2 separate regions of the Mus musculus genome follow, and region 1 is linked to region 2. The links are chromatin loops, found by intact Hi-C in ENCODE. Cell type or tissue: left cerebral cortex. All regions are shown on one strand.

Evidence for each region. Peaks named below come from ENCODE experiments on the same cell type or tissue, not always from the same donor. Only the 100,000 strongest peaks of a DNase experiment are listed, where the experiment ranks them.
Region 1: it touches region 2 in a loop (5-fold over the local background); 15 of 42 quality-filtered maps call a loop at or near these places.

What each region holds. Positions count from the first base shown.
Region 1 is chr9:47,123,504-47,128,503 of GRCm38, forward strand. All of the region lies in intron 5 of Gm31698 (a long non-coding RNA gene), which reads right to left. Among named protein-coding and RNA genes, the nearest start is that of Gm31698, 58 kb to the right of the region's middle. In left cerebral cortex, a CTCF peak has its summit at 2,939; a DNase peak (open chromatin) is centred at 2,199.
Region 2 is chr9:47,705,777-47,710,776 of GRCm38, forward strand. The region is part of intron 1 of Cadm1 (cell adhesion molecule 1); the gene reads left to right. Among named protein-coding and RNA genes, the nearest start is that of Gm10677, 110 kb to the right of the region's middle. In left cerebral cortex, a CTCF peak has its summit at 2,732 (motif pointing left); DNase peaks (open chromatin) are centred at 107, 746, 1,862, 2,146 and 1 more place; H3K4me3 peaks cover 318 bases; H3K27ac peaks cover 1,804 bases.

The DNA.
Region 1 (5,000 bases), 580 kb before region 2:
TCTGCTCTCCTCAGTCAAGAAAGGCCATTAGTTCCCAGAAACAGAAAGTCAGGATTTCAGCATTCTCCACCCCAAACTTTGCAGCTATGCTCTTTGCTCTCCCGGACGCTTTGCCTCTCCATTCTCTTCTTCCAAATGGGCTCAGAGCATGCACTGAGAGGCAGTCCCAGCCCATGGTCAGTTAGTGATATCAAAAGCTATCATGGCTTCTCTAGTCTGGATGCAGGGGAAGGGATAGGGGAAGGAGAAGAAGGAGGAAGGAGATCAGGGGGAAGAGGGGGAGGAGCAAAAGGAAGAGGAGGAAGAGAATGCCTTGCCTTCTCTGTGTACTTTAATTACATAAATAATACATGCTCATTGGAACAAATCAAATAATTAACAGATATGTTTTTAAGTTCATAGACTCACCTTCTCTCTCCTTCTGTCTTGGAATGACTTTCGAGATAACCCTGAATTCCTGTGCACCCAGTACAGGTCCTCTGCTTCAAACCTAATCTCACCCCATGCTATGAATCCTACACACACACACACACACACACACACACACACACACACACACACACACACACACATCCTTTTCTCATCTACCCAGTCATATGTGTTTGTAGCCATCAACATCCTGATTGCTAATTAGTCTAGAATCTTTCTACAACCCTTTCAAGTGCCCTGAACTTTGGAGAGTCCTAAAATAACCATGGTATGGTTAAAAAAAAAAAAGCCCTGGCAGCCCCCTTTCCTGGATGTACCTTAATGTCTCCTTTGAGAGAGAAGTTTCCTCCTGCAGCCATTAGGAAAGTTTTAGAAAGGATCCGAGAAGGGACCAATGTGAGACTCCCATCAGTGAAATGTGTCTGGACATTTTCAGGGCTGAGCAAACCATATGTCTTCATAATTTGGTTGTGTCCTAGTCTCTGGGGCACCCTGGCTCTATTGAATGCCGAAGGAGTTATTTAGGATCATAAATAATATTATCTGAGAGGGTCCACTGGGTAAACAGAGTCAGTGTGTAAATTGTCGGAGTGTGATATTGATTGTTCTTCACTGACTAATGAATTATTCTGTTTAAGAGCCCAGAGAAGAAGCGCATAGCATTTCAAGGCAAGGGGCCCTTTGAAGAATTTTCTTGAAGAAAGGCTTGTGTCTAGTGATGTTGCCTGCTATAGCCGAGGGAGATCACTTTGTCAGCCACTATGCTGTCATGGGACGATCACAGGTCACCCCGTGGGGCTGGGATCCCAGCAGGAGTCACAGGATGAAGGGGCTGGATAGATGGAGGTGACTGCCAAGTCCAATCAAACCCAGCCCTGCCAGGCAGATTTTATACGCACTCTCTGTGGTGCTTAGAGGGTTGAAGTCCTAACGCAAAAGTGCCCCAGATGTGGAAGCTGGAGTCAGACTCAATGGCATGATTTTGTGTGATATCTATGAATTAATCATTTCATGCTCTTACCTTCTCCCAGTGACTTGCTAGAGGCCATTTGGGTCCATGTTGGAAGGAGATAACAAAAGGCTTGTGTTTTAGCTAGTCTCTGTATCTAACTTCCTTCTATAGAGTCACACGCTTCTGAGCCTGTGTTGTAGCTCCTCTCCCTATTGGGTGTCCCCAACCTGCCCAGTTTCCATGACATCTTGACCATTTACATATCCCCACTCTCTTTACCACAGAATGTCTTTTCCCATCTCTCCCTCCACCCCATCTGCAACTGCCATGTCACTCACATTTTTCTTATTGGCTTTTCTCGCTTCTGTGTATTTTGGACACTGCTTATTGTACCTATGTGTTGCAGATCTGCTTCTGCCCAACTTTGGTCTGCCTTTTTCACATCCTTTATGCCAATGACTTGGTGAACACACATTCTTAATTTTGATGTAGTTAGATGATCAGGTTTTTAATGTATTATTAATGCCTTGTGTATTTTGTTTCAGAAATTTTCCCTCACTCCAAGTCACAAAGATATCTTCCTTTATTTACTTCCAAAACATTTTCAGCTTGGCCTTTCACACTAAAGTCTTTAGTTTGCCAACAAATTGTTCCTATGATCTATGCATTATGGTAAATTCTTTTCTTGGGTCTCCCACTTGTTTCTTATGAGTATAGGCAACTGTCCCAGCCCTGATGTTAAGGTGTCCCACATCTCCTGCCCGATGACTGGCTCGTCTCCAATGACTCCTGGAATCTCTATCCACCATCTGTCTCTTCTCTCCTTCTTTGGTCTCACGCCTGAGCCATTTACTTACAATTTATTCTACAGTGGCATGTGCATGCCCATGGTTTGCACACTAACTCCCTAGGACAGAAATAGCTTCTATTCCTTTTCTCCAATCCACTCCCTCACCAGTCCCTACTACCTCACAAATACCAAGCTCTCTGTAAACCCAATGAGCACCTTTTAAAAGGACTGAAATGTCAGGCTCTGTCTTCAAACCACACTGCACTGGGCCATCCTAGGAAAATCTAGTTTGGATCATTCTGGAGACACCACAATTTAACTCCACGTTGGTGTTTTGTATTGTTTTCTTCTGAGCCATCTGAGTTTGGTAGAATGCGTGAGGCTGATTAAACACTAGGGGTAAAGTCATAGAAAGCACTCACCTGGCTTTCCCGTGTAAATCTAAGTCACAAAGGGGCCTCAAACCACTTGTTACAAAGCAAAATCCACAATAAGTGAGATGATCCCCAAGTCTACTCTACAGCTCAGGGCAGCAAAGGCACTGTGGCAGCCCAGGATTTCCAGCATGCTTCCCTACACAGCAGAGGGCTCTCAGAGACTCTCCTGGCACCAGTGAATAAAGACATCTCAGTCTACCTAGTCAGATCTGCATGCTGGCCTGCAAAGGGAACTCTCAGCAACTCAGAACACAGTGGGCACTACTAGTTCTTGCCTTTAAAAGAAGTAGCCTCCACATAACTAATGCTGGTGGTACTGCAGTACAGGTTCCAACCAGGTGAGGGAAGTAGAGGCTTGTACTGGTACAAAATGGTTAAGAAAGGGATAAGGAGTTGCCTCAATGAGCACTTGCCACGCAGGCTTGAGGATCTGAGTTCAAATCTCCAGCATTCACTAAAGGATTGGTAGTAACTGACCAATCTCATAATCCCAACTCGTTTGTTTGTTTGTTTGTTTGTTTGTTTTGTTTTGTTTTTCAAGACAGGGTTTCTCTGTATAGCTCTGGCTATCCTGAAACTCACTCTGTAGACCAGGCTGGCCTTGAACTCAGAAATCTGCCTGCCTCTGCCTCCCAAGTGCTGGGATAACTCTTTGAGGAGGCAGAGACAAGAAGATTGCTGAGGCTTGCCAGTTTTGAAGCGAGCTCCAAGGTTAGTGACAGAACGGAGATAGAACATGATATCCAACATCCTTCTCTGGTATCCGTGTGTGTGTGTGTGTGTGTGTGTGTGTGTGTGTGTGTGTGTGTGTGTACAGGTGCATGGGTTGCACACGCACCTACCCCACACACACACACACATGATTGCCCAAAGGAAAGGATAAGGTAAACAGACGCCATGTTCCTCATTCAAAGAATACTTTTAAAACATTCCCTGTGTACTGGGACCTCTCTGCTGAATGCTTAAGCCTTGAGGATGACACAGATCCCCACAGCACTGAACATCTACTGTTCTCCTAAACAACTACACATCTTGGCTATAGGCAGCCTCCTGGGTTCCCTTGGTATCTAGAAAAAAGGCACTCAATCAGATTCCCTGTCCCCAAATAGCAAAACTGCAAACATCCAATTGAAACTCCTTCATGACATCACCACCAGAGATGCAATGGCTGGGAAGGAAACTTCCCGAGCCCCACCCAAGTCATCTGCCTTTGTTTGCTGAGTTCAGTCTTCAAGTTAATTCAGAGCAAAAGACAGTTACTTAAATCCAGATATTTTATCTTAATGTGGGTAATTCCCATAATATTATACATTAAGATGTCTGACTTCAGCTGCCACCCAACAGGCGGCAGGGATGTCGTTTCGGATCTGTTTTATCGCTGCAGGGGCATATGTTTCTATTGTGTTTATGGCACATGAGAGCCTGGCACCAAACGGGTCTAAGATTCAAAGAGGGAAACTGAACCAGTTAGATGAATCTGACGTTTGTTTATAAGGTAGGAGCTCAGAGCTGGAGTTTGCACATGTGCCATTGTGTGTGTGTGTGTGTGTGTGTGTGTGTGTGTGAAGAAAAAGAGGGAGAAAAATCTCCGTCCTTCACGAGGACCTTGGTGTTCGTCTATACCAACTACAAAAGCTATACCTTAAAGAACCAATGGCCCGTGTATACCAATCCCTGCCAAAGGCAAAGCCAGTACCTCTCAACTGATCCCAGCATCTCAGCAGTAAGAAAGTCAAATGCAAAGAAGACAGCTTCTGCTCCAAGCCACGCCCCCTCGCAACATCCCACTCAGCCTTCTCAGCCAAATTAGCCAGGGGTTGCTTGTGTGGGACTCATTGTGTTGCCTTGGCTCTGATACACACCAAGATAGGCTGGGGCGCTGCCAAGCGATTAAGCGATTGTGGCTAACCTATTCGTTGAACTGTCTTCTTCTGCAATATTAAAAGTTTTATAGCCTCAAGCAGTGCACTTTGGCTCCTAGTAATTAATACTGATTTTACCATAATATCTTATTTTTATGGGCATTATCTTGTTTTTCATGAGCTGGGAAAATATCACTGCAGCTTATGAAATACGTTGTAATATCTCACTTCACACAATCATCTTCGTGTCATTATCTGGCCCCTGGAGCAACTGACTGAGTCCACATGATACCGAGTGATATTTATTTTCCCGCTGATAATTTGAGGGGTGCACTTTCTATTATGCTGCACAGATGGTAAGTCTAACTTTGGCCACAAATAACATCCTTCAAGTCTTGGCTCCTAGGCTGGGCCATCCTTCCCCACTGCCTGAGAAATCCAAGTTTTCCATCCCCTCAACTTTTCAAACATAATATGCTATGTTGTGTTTTAAAATTTTTTTCTCTGCAAAACAATGAAGTATTTTTGTT
Region 2 (5,000 bases):
TCAATCCCAGCCATACACTCGTGCTTTCTGTGCCAGGCAGTTGATGTGCTTTCCAGGGTAACCCACTTGGTTTCCCACGTGCTTAAAGAAACACGACTTGCTCTAGGAAGTTACTCCTCACGCACGTGGAAAGCAAACGTGTGCCAGGGTCCCTGTTCCCTGTTGGAGGGAGTATCCAGCAGGGGTCAGAATGGTGGCAGCATCATAGCATGCATCAGAGAGGGGGACAGTGGGACTCTCGCTTTCTAAAAGTTTACTCGTTAGCTCAAATAAATTAGTCACCTGACCTCCGTAGGGATAACACCCCCAAAAAGCAGAGAATCTGATTCCATAGTGTATATATGAAGATAACTATGTGTGTGTAGTACGTGCATAAAGTACTGTAAGGGTGGCGTGCAAATAAGAACATGTGTATAAAACCTGCGTGTGTGCGTATCGTGTGTGTGTGTGTGTAAAGTACTTAATCTTAGTACATACTCAGTGAGCAGTAGCTGACATTGTTGTTCTGATCAAGTCTTCAAGGAAATGAAGACAAATAGCCAAGGGCATTACATGGTAGTGAGTTTTTAAAAAGACTTTAATTTTGTGTGTGTATGTGTGTGTGTGCAATCCTCCCAGATTGTCTATTTAACAGTAAAACTTCTGTCCCCTTTGCACAATTGGGGAATTCACAAAAGGCTTTGGTCTTGTAGATGCAGTAGTTTGTCCGCTGCAAACCCGGCTTCTGACAAACTGAAGGCTTGCTGTGCTCTGATATGTTAGCAGGCAATGCGTGGTTTTAATATTCATGGTCTCTAAGTGCTACCGACTGACATTCGGTACTAAATGTGCAGATACGGGTGCTGAGCGAAACACAGGCGGAGGACTTGCTAATTTGTATTCTAGATGGAAATCTTAAATTAGTTTCCAAGATTTTTAAATGGATTTTTAAATGCCGGGCACATAGGAGATTGAGTTCATATTAATATTTATAAGGTTTGAGAAGATATTTAGTGAAATATTTGTATAATTTAATTTTGGTCATAATCAAGAAGAAAACCATAACAAGAAGGACATTGCACTTTAGTTTGGTGACTCTTTGTAGCTCAGAGTTAGAATTATTTTTTTCTGGAAAAACTCATGCTGACCCCTGCATGTTTAAAGAGAACTTTTTTTTAAATTTATACCCAGAAGTTAGATGTTATGTGTGTATAAATTCCTTGAGTTGGATTGTTTTATGGTAATTTTATATAAGCTAATTAGGAAATCAGTATTGATAATGATTTTTTTTTAAGCCTTCATTGATAGTCCTGCAAAACTCCATATTGTAGCTGCTTTTATATTCTGTAGTACAGGGAAGAGCACCCTGGGTTCACAGGAAACCTGCTTCCTGTGGTTTTGCTTAGGGCTAATTGAGCTTAATGTAGTTTTGTGTGCAGAAGGTATTGACTTGTGCATAGTATTTAATTTGTGTAAATATGTGTGTATGTAATGTTTGGCCCCTCCGAGTTTTATTTTAAATGTAACCCTTGAAACTGGGATAATAGAAATTCGTAGCTTAGGCCTGCTAGCAATTGCAGGTGCCAACGGTTTAAACTGCTGTAGAAATACAATTATGAGCAGCCAAGAGCAAATCTTGTTTTAAGGTCCATGTGTAATGAATGCCTGTTAGTATTATAGAATACAATTAAAAAGAGGTTTACCTCTCCTAAGCTGTGATTGGTTCTTTCTGATGGAAATGTTGAGTCCCCTGAGTAGAATGTGTATTCAGCTCTCGGTGATTTAGACACCAGTGAGCCTGGCATACTGCAGGCTTGGATAAATTCAGGGCAGTTATAGTCAAGCAGAGATGGGAAAAGACTGAAAGATTAATGAGCGAGCTTAAAACAAAGCTTCAAAAATGAGAGCAGTGCTCTGCTCGGTCTTATATAATTGTGCAGAATAGAAGTCGGTTTTGGCGGCTGTTGTTAAAAAAAATTTTAGGATCTTGGCAGAAAATGTTTATTTGTTATAAAAATCGGACCTAGAGAATGCAAGTGAAAACCTGGGTTGAAATATCCAGTTCCTGCTTGGCTGTGTAGTCCTCAGAGACACACCCTGCCCATAGCCTCTTTTATTCTTGCTTGACCAAGCCTCTTCAGTTCTCCCCACTACACCCCCCACGGAACTTCCCACTGCTTCATGATGGTGAGGGCCAAAGTCCCAGCTCTGGCTACTCTCCAGGAAGTGCACATCTGGGTGGTGTTCCTGGAGGCCTCACTGGCACTCTTGCGTGTTGACCAAGGCCTAACAGATCAGGACCGTTCAGAAGCATGAGAGCCCTCTGCCACGGTAGCCCAACTTACTGCTGATTACCTGTGGATCCCAGTTTCTGGCTGGTGGCTTTCAATAGTAGCCTCGTGGCATTTCTTTACTAAGACTTAATGCAAGGGATCCTAATGGCTTTAAAATGCGCTTTTACCTTTGCCAATCCTTTTAATAGCCCCTGTAACTAACCTTCCATTTGCCCAACACTGTGGAGCTCTGCTGCGGAGCTGGTCATCCCGTAATGCGAGGCTGGGCACTCAGGGAAAGGGCAGCTCGTAATTAACGCAGTGCAGGTGAGCCATTTCTTTGATCCAGGGCTTGCCAGCGCAGTGAAGAAGAGCAGCCTTGGAAGAGAGACTGCCAACTCAGAAGAGGGTTCTCCAGTCTGTGTAGACACAGCAGCAGCCTTTCACTCTGCCTGTCCCTTTCTTCAAGGAGTTTGGCGCCACCTACAGGAGGCAGGAAGCGCGGTAACCTCAGCTTCTCATGGAAGCACTGGACTTCTCCCCGTGGTCATTCCTCATATTTAGGGTTTTTTTCCCCCCCTATCAAGTTGATCACTTGTTCAGCATGTAGTATTTATCAAGCCTCTCTTTGGCCACGGGATGATGCTAAGCTCTATGGGAAGAAAGGTTACGTCTGTACTAACTGTTTTGGCAGAAGATTCCTCACCGGTAATTGCTTGGTAAGGTCTCTGTTTCTGCTGCCCTGAGCCTTTTCCTTGGACACTCCAGCAAGAGAGAGCAGTTACAGATGGGCGTTGGAGGGGACAGCCTACAAGGGCTGCAGACTTCACTTTTGAGTTTCCTTTGTTTTTTTTTTTTTTTTTTTTTTTTGTGGACAGAGTGGCAGCCAATCCATTATTTTCTTGTTTGTTTCTATTTGTTTTCTTTGGAAAGAAATGTTGAGTTTAACAAAGGGGTGGGGGGAACTACAGTCAAGGAAGTTCAAGATGCATGATCCAGTTCAGAGACTTCAGGGGGAAAGACAGGTGATCGCTGTTGCTGGTGCATTAAAGGTGCTGAAGAGATAATGAGGATCAATTATTTTCATTCATCAGCCTTTCATAACTGTATCACTGAATTAAGCTCTCCATTGTTCCACGCTGGAGGGATTTGGCTTGAAAGGAGTTAAGAAGGTAGGTTTCTGCCTGCGAGTGAATGAGCTCAGCTCTCCCTTCCCCACCAGCACCCCTAACCCAGACCTGTTCTTGAACTCTCTGCCTGCACCCTGCTGGGTTTTTTGTGTCATCTTGCACCACACCCCGACCCCCACTCCACCACTCTGCCTCCCAGACCCACTGTGGCTCACATCAGCTTGAGCACGTGTCCTCATCTGTCCACTACAAAAGACACAGTCATGTAACCTGCCCTTCTTTGTAGTATTTCTAGCTTTTCTTTCCCCCCTCCTCCAACTTCTGGGCAAATGACATCATCATTCATTCAGGGTTCTGGGAAATAACTCCTGGTTATCTTCCACACGTTCCCCAAGAAACTCAAGTAGGTTCTGAGCCTGTCTCTTTACCTCTATAGCTTTTCGTAAATGTCCTTGTTTAAAACTGAATTTCTGTTTTGCTTTTCTGTCATTTCATCCTCTCGAATTTCCCGTAACTTTGTATTTTCTAAGTCATTTGTCTTCTTTAGAAATCCTTACTAGTTGGCTTCTAGTAGATTTGTATAATGGCCTGTTGGCTAGAGAGAGCTGTCTAGTCAAATGAAAAATTTCCCACCAAGCCCCATGTTAAAATAGACTGTGGAATTTGGATATTTTTCTGGGTTTAGACACTTAGGTTTCTATTTAAACATCAAAAGGAATTTACAGATAAGAAAAACATGTTAGTTATTTGATGGGGAAGGCCACACATTGGAGCTGAAACGATTTTAAATACAGTATTTCATATGTTTATACCAAACAACTGACTAATGGTTTCTAAAAATAAATATTTAGAGCATCACCTAAGCCGATGCACAGGCAGAGTACACAGAAAGTGTATTTGCTGTCATAGTCACCAGGGTAATGCAAATCAAAACCGCCTCACTACCCACCAGGATGGCTAAAGTTTAACAAAAGATAATAATTGCAGACAAAGGTGTGGAAAACCTGGCAACTTTATACATTCGTGGTAGAGATGTAACATGATGCAGTAAATTTGGAACCAGCTTGGTGGTTCCTCAAAGTATTAAAAATAGTGATCAAAGGATCCAGCAGTTCCATGCCTAGCAATGTACCCTGGGATCAAAATGTGTCTCCATAGAAACATGCTAGACAATGTTCAGCAGAAGTATTCATAATCACAAAACCCAGAAACAACCCAAATGCACACTGCTTAACAAATCGATAAGGAACACGTGGCGCATCCACTCAGTGGAATATTATGCAGTCTTTAACAGCAGCACACAGCATAGCATGGATGAGCTTAAAACACCATGCCAAGTGGGAGAAGTGCCATTTATCTGAAATTTCCAGGAAAGGCAAGGCTATAGCCACAGAAAATAAATTACTGGCTGCCGAATTGGGCAAAAGATGTGAGAATGAGTGCTCGTGGATGTGAGATGGTTTGGGGATGAAGTCAGGGTTTGTAACTTAGGTACTAGTGACAGGTACTGGGCCCTGTGAACCTCCTAGAGATTTCTAGCACCTTCTAGAGACCACTGAACTGTATATCCCAAATGCATGAATTATCATCTCCTATGTGCAGTAAAGCTGTAGATGGT